Linked DNA regions of Mus musculus: regions 1 and 3 are each linked to region 2. Evidence: chromatin loops called from intact Hi-C (ENCODE). Cell type or tissue: gastrocnemius. All regions are shown on one strand.

Region 1 (2,500 bases), 190 kb before region 2:
ATTATACTGTATAATTCCTTTGTAAATTGAAAATGATTTAAGTAGAGAACTTTGTAGTAGACAAAATAAAAATGTTCTAGGAAGCCTTTTGGATTGGGATAGTTGAAACAAAGCAACCTGAGGTTCTTTATGAAAACTTTTGAGGCCCTGAAGTGTCGAATGATCTGGATGCAGAGTCCACTCCTAGATAAGGAGGTTTGTTGCAGTTATCACATGACCTTAGCTGACTCATTTAAGCTCTTTTTCTTAAAGTTCCCCTCCTAAGGTAGAGCTACCACACCTAGAGCTTCCATAGTAAACAAGTAGCTAGACGTAGCTGGTCACTTAAGGAGTAGAGAAGGAGTTTTGATTTGTTTGCTTGTTTTGTGGGGGGTTTTAGTTTATTTTTCTGAGCTAGGATCTCCGTTATATATCCCTGGCTTACTTGGACCCACTGTTAGGCCAGTTTAAGGTAAACTCAGAGACCACAGCCTTTGCCTAGTAAATAGGGTTAGAGAGTTGTACCCTGATGCTTGGCTGTTACAGTTGTGCATTGTAGCCTGCATGTTATTTTAAACCAGTCCAAGGAATTAAAGTGCTTCTTAAATTTCCCAAGGGGAAATTTGTTTAGAGAAGCCTTGTCTGCCTTTCACTTTCCTATTAAACACTAAGGCCACTGTGCAAAACCCACACAGTTGGCTTTCTGAAGCCTCCACCCATGTTTCTGAAGCCTCAGTATCCCTTGTAAGTTGACCTACATATGGCTTTTCAGCATAGTTCTCATATTTTATCACAGATTTTGTGCAGTAAGACAAGCGTTTGTCAATAAGGGTATCTTGAACAGTGATTATGCACATGGACTTTGGAGTCATAACTGATCGGGCTTCCTGAACTGTCAGTCAGTCCCCTGAGTGAGGATTGTAGGACTTTAGCAGATAAGAGAACTACTTCAGAGTCTGTTTCTTTAGTAAAGTGGAGAGTTTTAGGGTCGTTTAGAATATTTAACGAAGTCATTTAAGTAAAGAAGTAAAAACAGCTATTACTAAATGTGGGGTTATTTTTCCGTATACAATATTAGAAGGATTATATATAGGACATGATTTTGGTAACCCAGATAGAAATGAAGAAAGTTCATCTGTAATTTCATAACTTTTACAGATCAAATCGCACTGCTTTTTAGTAACTCTGCTTTAGAGTACTTTTTTTAGTACTTGACAAAACCAAATTTAAAATGGTGGCTTTTGCCCTCTGAAGGTGTAGGTAGCTCTAACAGAGCGACCTGGATTTGCTTATTTCTAACTTGCTAGAGCAAAACAGCAGGGCTTTCATTATTGCAGGCTTAAAAGCTCCAGAGACAGACCTTTGTATCCTCTCAGTAGAGCTCCATGCTGTACGCATTTAAGTGTCATGCTGCCTTTGGCCATCTAGGTGGTGGTATTGCACGTCTAAGATCAGCTACAGCATAAAACCCGAATTCAAGTGAGCAGAGGAGCAGTCTTTCAGGTCCAGGCAGAAAAGGAGATTGCTGTCAGTATTTGCAGACTTTCTGTGGATGTTGAATCATTCTGTATTCATTCTAGGGACTAAAACTTCTCTGCATAGAAGTAACAGTGTTTATGCTTTGACTATTTGGCCCATAGTTTTAACATTTTATAGGGAAATAAGAATAGTAATGTCCCGCTTTGTCTACAGAGTGATTTCCAGGACAGCCAGGGCTACACAGAGAAACCCTGTCTTAAAAAAAACAAAGCAAAACAAAAAAAGTAACGGCATGAGTGTCCTGGAGCTTGTCCTGTAAGTCAGACTGGCCTCCAACTCAGAGAGATTCTCCTAACTCTACTCTGAGTGCTGGGATTGAAGGCCCAGCTCCAAGTTGTTATTTTCAAAAAGTGTGAAAAACATGGGATTTTATAATAAAGGGAACTAACTCTTCTTTAAAGAGAGAAAATGTTTTCTTTAAATGTTAGAGTTTCTAGGACCTGAGTTCAGATCCCGTTCTAGGAGTAAGAAGTGAGGTGTGGCTGGCTGTGTGACCTCAGGCTAGCTCCAGGTTCAGCAGCGTACCCTGTCTCACAGGTCATCTGTCGTGAGATAGAGATTCAGGTCTAAAGGGGCTCAGGGATGGTGCAAAGCTGTAGTTCTAATAAGCTCCCCAGAAGTGCTAATGATTCTTGGATGGTAAGTTGAATATAGTAAATGAAGGATTAGTGGTAAACTGGGTGCAGTAGCACCAGCCTATAATACCAGCTACTTAGTAAGCTGAAGGAGGAAGATTTTAAGTGTAGGGGCCTCCTGAGGAATGGAATTGAGGTCCTGTTTTTAAAAAAGAAGTTATTGTCTTAAAGTTTATTGGAAGGATGGGGCCAGCGTTAAGAAGTGCCTAATGGTCAAGCTGAAACAATGTGAACTGCAAAGAGAATGATAGTGTGGAATTTAAACCCATAAACTGTACACGGGAAACCTCACCCGGCCCGGACATGGACAGGATTGACAGATTAATAGCTCTTTCTCGATTCCTTAC
Region 2 (2,500 bases):
ACACTGGACTTCTTACGAATTTAAGACTGGCATTTCCTGAGAAAGCTGTATCAACCACCTCCGGTCTCTGGCTGAAGATGAAGAACTCCCTGGGATGCTTGCAGTGTAACAGAGAGAAGGAATGTTGCCTTGGTCAGGGTTTGCATCACTAAGATGTAACACCCTGACCAAAAACAACTTGGGAAGGAAAGGGTTTATTTGGCTTAACTTCCATATCACCGTTCATCTCTGAAGGCAGTCAGGCAAGAACTCAAACAGGGCAGGAACCTGGAGGCAGGAGCTAGAGCAGAGGCCATGAAGGGGTGCTGCTAACTGGCTTGTTCCCCATGGTTTGCTCAGCCTGCTTTCTTATAGAACCCAGGATCCCAGTCCCAGGGTGGCCCCACCCACAATGGGCTGAGCTCTCCCACATTAATCACTAACTAAGTAACTGCTTCACAGGCTTGCCTACAGCCCAATCTTATGGAAGTGTTTTCTCAACTGAGGTTCTCTCCGGCTTGTGTGAAGTTGAAATAGAAACTAGGCAGCGCAAATCCTCGGTGTACTTAACAGCCAACAAGCCACTCTGCTTGTTAATAGTCACATTTCCCCTGAGCATCAGACTCTGGAGATGAAATGTTTCAAGATGTCATCAGTAAGATTGCTTCGGTTCAGAGACCTTAGCTGGCTATTGTTGCTCACGCCTGTAGTTTCAATGCTTGGGAGACTGAGGCAAGAGAATCTCCAAGACTTTGAGGCAAGGGAGAGCCACAAAGTGAGTTCTAGGCTACCCTGGGCTGCAGAGTGCCACCCTGTTTCAAAAACTAAAATTAACTAATTAATTAAAAGTCAGAACTCTAATTCACTGTAATAGTGCCTACATGTTGGGGAATAGCCACAAAGTTCTCATACCCGAGTGTCGACCAGGGTAAATGAGACAAACGTTGGTGGAGCCTTCCTTTGCTGAGGCAGAGTGGTTTTGGCAGCCAGGCTTCCCCTTCACCTCTTTACAGGCCGTGGAACATTCACAGGAACTAAAGCTCTAGAAGCTGTATTGCTCGAATTCTCTGCCTTCAGCGTCCTGGATGTGACTCCCTCTGCCGGTCTCCAGTGGGAAGGCAAGGCTGAGCCTTTGTCTGCCTGGCAGCACCTGGCCAATGTGGAGGGTGTGGTGGTCTTAACATGGTCTCTAAGCTGTGAAGCCAGCCCTCCTCCCTCCAGTGTTAGGGCTGCTGAGTTCACCCAGAAGACAGCCTGTGTGTTTTTCTGCCCCGGGTAACAGAAACAACCAAGTTCTTATACTTCTACTTGATATGTGGCCATAGATGTCCCTAGTCCTTGCTCCAGCAGTCCCCTGGCAGTGTAGCGGGTATCAAAGCCCACACTTAGCTCCTTCCTGTCTGTGGTAGGAAGAAATGAACATATTTAGTGGGTCTTTTGTTTTTTCAGTTAAAGTGGAGTTTTTCAGCTACAAATGAGATATTAACTGCCATTTTATTTTAGTATTTTTTTTCCATTTATTTGTATGTTTGTGTGCATGAGTGCACAGATCTACGAAACACGCGTGGAGGTCAGAGAACTACTTGTAGGAGCCAGTTCTCATCTCACACTACGTAGGCTGTGCTAATTGAACATAGGCTTTCCGGCTGTGACAAGCACCTTTACCCTCCGGCCACCAGAGCACTCACTTGTGTCTCTTTTGTTAAAAAATTTTATTTTTATTTTGCACACATGGATACAATAAAGTATGATGACAAAGCTGCCATTTCAGCCACTGAGCCATCTCTCCAGCAGTAACTTTAAAAGAAACAAGAAATTTCAAGATGGGTGTTGGGATCTGTTTTAAATCGCATAAGGATCCGTGTGATTTAAAATGTTCCTAAAATTCCCAATTCTTCCACACTCGGTTATAACCAGCACTGTCTATGCAAACAGGAAGCCTGTGTCTAACAGGTCCCTCATATGTTTTCCTTGAGTTGGAAGGTGACCCCCCAAGTTTCTGACTAGTCCATACTGGGAGTCCATCTGGAATTTGAGGGCAATGGAGATGAGAAAAGACTCTGTAAAGCACCGACTCCCAAGGTCTGCTTTCTACTCTATGTGTTTTAGCTGTCTTCTGCAAACTGCAATTATGTATCAAGCTGGGAATTTCTCTAATCTAACTTCAGAAACATGCAGTCATGCAGGTAAGGTGGGTTAAGAATGGAAACAAAGCTTTTAAGTAAACATTATTCCAGCTGGAATGGCTTCCTGGACCTCTGGGGACTTTCTGGGGTGGGAAATGACTGTCAGCCGCAAATCTGCTTCTGGGCTCCACCTCCCTGCTGGCGTCACTGGAGACTGACGCCAATGGCTTCATCGCTTTAATTCATCTCCCCAGCTACTGCATGAGGGTCATACAGAGGTTAGAGCAGATGTGCTTCTTGCTGCTCCTGCTTAGTATTCGGGTTGCTTTTCTCTTGGGGGTTACCAAAGTAGGAAATAACTGAGAGGGAGATTATAGGATATAGAGGATTGTGGC
Region 3 (2,500 bases), 140 kb before region 2:
CCTGAGATTCAATAATAAAGACATGGAGACATCTCTATGGTATGAGGCTGTTATGTTAGCCTGTTTGCTAGGGCAGTCCCTCAGCCACACATGTCTCTCCACCAGGCCTCCCTGACCCACCAGGCCCACCCTGACCAGGCCTCCCTGACCCACCAGGCCCACCCTGACCAGGCCTCCCTGACCCACCAGGCCCACCCTGACCAGGCCTCCCTGACCCACCAGGCCCACCTTGACCAGGTCTCCCTGACCCCACCAGGTCTCCCTGACCAACCCCTGCTCTGCTTCAGTCCCTCTGCCCCAGCTCCTATGGCAAGCAAGCTCTTTATCAAAAGCCACATTCCTTTCTCCTAGAAAAAAAAATCTATTAGTGTAGGAGAGGCTCTACAGTCTACTCATTGTGAGCAGGGCTAAGCCCAGTCCAAACCTCAGCGTTGCCTCTTGGCAAGATTAAGGGCAATGTGACCTTCTGTGACACCCCCCCCCCGCCCCGTGACAACTTTTTAATATGATAATATCAGAGAATCCACTTGGCACAGTGATTAACAATTGAGAATGCTGGGACACACTTTCTTTTCTTTTCCTTTTTAAAAATTGGTTATTTTTTTATTTACATTTTAAATGGTACCCCCTTTCTTGGTTCCCCCCTCTAGGATACCTCCTATCCCATTCCCCCTCCCCCTGCTTCTATGAGAGTGTTCCTCCACCCACCAACCCACCCACTCCCACCTCCCTGCCCTTGATTCCCCATATACTGGAGCATCTATCGAACCTTCATAGGACCAAGGACCTCTCCTCCTATTGATGCCTGACAAGGCCATCCTCTGCTTACATATGCAGCTGGAACCATGTGTACTCCTTGGTTGGTGGCTTAATCGGGGGGGGGGTGCAGTCTGGTTGGTTGATATTGTTGTTCCTCCTATAGGGTTGCAAACCCCTTTAGTTCCTTCAGTCCTTTCTCTACCTTCTCCATTGGGGACCCCATGCTCAGTCCAATGTTTGGCTGCGAGCATCTGCCTCTGTATCTGGCAGGGCCTCTCAGGAGACAGCTATATCAGGCTCCTATCAGCAAGCATTTTTTGACATCCACAATAATGTCGGAGTTTGGTGATTGTATATGGGATGAATTCCCAGGTGTGTCAGTCTCTAGATGTCCTTTCCTTCAGTCTCTGCTCTACACTTTTTTTTTGTTTTGTTTTCTTCGAGACAGGGTTTCTCTGTGTAGCCCTGGCTGTCCTGGAACTCACTATGTAGACCAGGCTGGCCTCGAACTCAGAAATCCACCTGCCTCTGCCTCTCAAATGCTGGGATTAAAGGCGTACACCACCACCGCCCGGCTGGGACACACTTTCATAGCCGGTTGATACAATATGTGTGGGGGTAGGTTACCCCAATAGTTGTAACCTGTCTTACATTGTTTCCCACACTTGCTGCTCCAAACACTATACACCGTGCCATGATACACAGCGGGTATTATGTGCTTAATAAAAATTGGGAAATTGGTTCCCAGTAACACATCACAGGCTGACAGGTATTACACTAACTGACCACTAGGGGTCAGCAAGCTACAACTTTTAATTCCACCTGCAAAATTGAGCATCTCATTGAAGGTGGATTTGGCTCTGCCCAGATGTGTGCTAGGCCTTGTTTCTGGTGGTTCCTGAAGCATCTGGGTGGTAGGTGGGAGGAGGAGATGAATCTCATGCTGGAGAGAATTTATATGATGCCATGATAAGGTCAGTGAATGTCCCCCTCCTTCCATGTCCCCTAAAACATGTAAGGCACGTACAAAATGTGTACATGCCAAGGCTGCTAGCAAGACAGAGGCTTTCTTTTTCCTTTCCTTCCCTTTCTCTTTCTCTTTCTCTTTCTCTTTCTCTTTCTCTTTCTCTTTCTCTTTCTCTTTCTCTTTCTCTCTCTCTCTCTTCTCTTTTTTCTCTTTCTCTTCCTTCCTTCCTTCCTTCCTTCCTTCCTCCCCTTCCTCCTCTTCCTCCTCTTCCCTCCTTCCTTCCTCCTCTTCCCCCTCCCCCTCCCCCTCCCCTTCTTCTTCTTCTTCTTCTTCTTCTTCTTCTTCTTCTTCTTCTTCTTCTTCTTCTTCTTCTTCTTCTTCTTCTTTTCTCTCCCTCCCTCCCTCCCCCCTCCCTCTCTCTGAGGCAGGATCCCAATCTGTAGCTCTGGCTGGCTCGGAGCTTTCTATGTAGCCCAAGCAACATGTAGCAATCCTCCTGCATGAGGATCTCAAGTGCTGGTATGTCAGCTGTGAGGCCACCATACTGGCCTTGAAAGCCTTAGTCCACTCTGCTGGGATCTGTAGAAGACAAGGGCTTCCCCTTGTAAGAATAGTGCCTCCCTCTCTGCACTAGGCCCTGGCCTCCCCTCTGTGTGTGTGTGTGTGTGTGTGTGTGTGTGTGTGTGTGGCCTTGCATACTGCCCTTCTTTCCCGTGTGGATATAACTATGACTTGCCTCTAAGAACCTGCAAAAGGCAACAAAGATAATAGGAA

What was found. Peaks named below come from ENCODE experiments on the same cell type or tissue, not always from the same donor. Only the 100,000 strongest peaks of a DNase experiment are listed, where the experiment ranks them.
Region 1: a loop joins it to region 2, with 3 times the contacts of the local background. A loop is called at or near these places in 3 of 42 quality-filtered maps.
Region 3: a loop joins it to region 2, with 8 times the contacts of the local background. A loop is called at or near these places in 17 of 42 quality-filtered maps.

What each region holds. Positions count from the first base shown.
Region 1 is chr1:156,041,824-156,044,323 of GRCm38, forward strand. All of the region lies in intron 2 of Tor1aip2 (torsin A interacting protein 2), which reads left to right. Among named protein-coding and RNA genes, the nearest start is that of Tor1aip1, 6.6 kb to the left of the region's middle. In gastrocnemius, a CTCF peak has its summit at 1,411; a DNase peak (open chromatin) is centred at 1,392; H3K4me3 peaks cover 1,830 bases; H3K27ac peaks cover 2,500 bases.
Region 2 is chr1:156,228,553-156,231,052 of GRCm38, forward strand. No RefSeq gene overlaps it. Among named protein-coding and RNA genes, the nearest start is that of Gm30472, 17 kb to the left of the region's middle. In gastrocnemius, a CTCF peak has its summit at 1,088 (motif pointing left); a DNase peak (open chromatin) is centred at 1,089; H3K4me3 peaks cover 269 bases; H3K27ac peaks cover 650 bases.
Region 3 is chr1:156,084,454-156,086,953 of GRCm38, forward strand. The region is part of intron 2 of Fam163a (family with sequence similarity 163, member A); the gene reads right to left. Among named protein-coding and RNA genes, the nearest start is that of Tor1aip1, 49 kb to the left of the region's middle. In gastrocnemius, a CTCF peak has its summit at 1,542 (motif pointing right); a DNase peak (open chromatin) is centred at 1,524.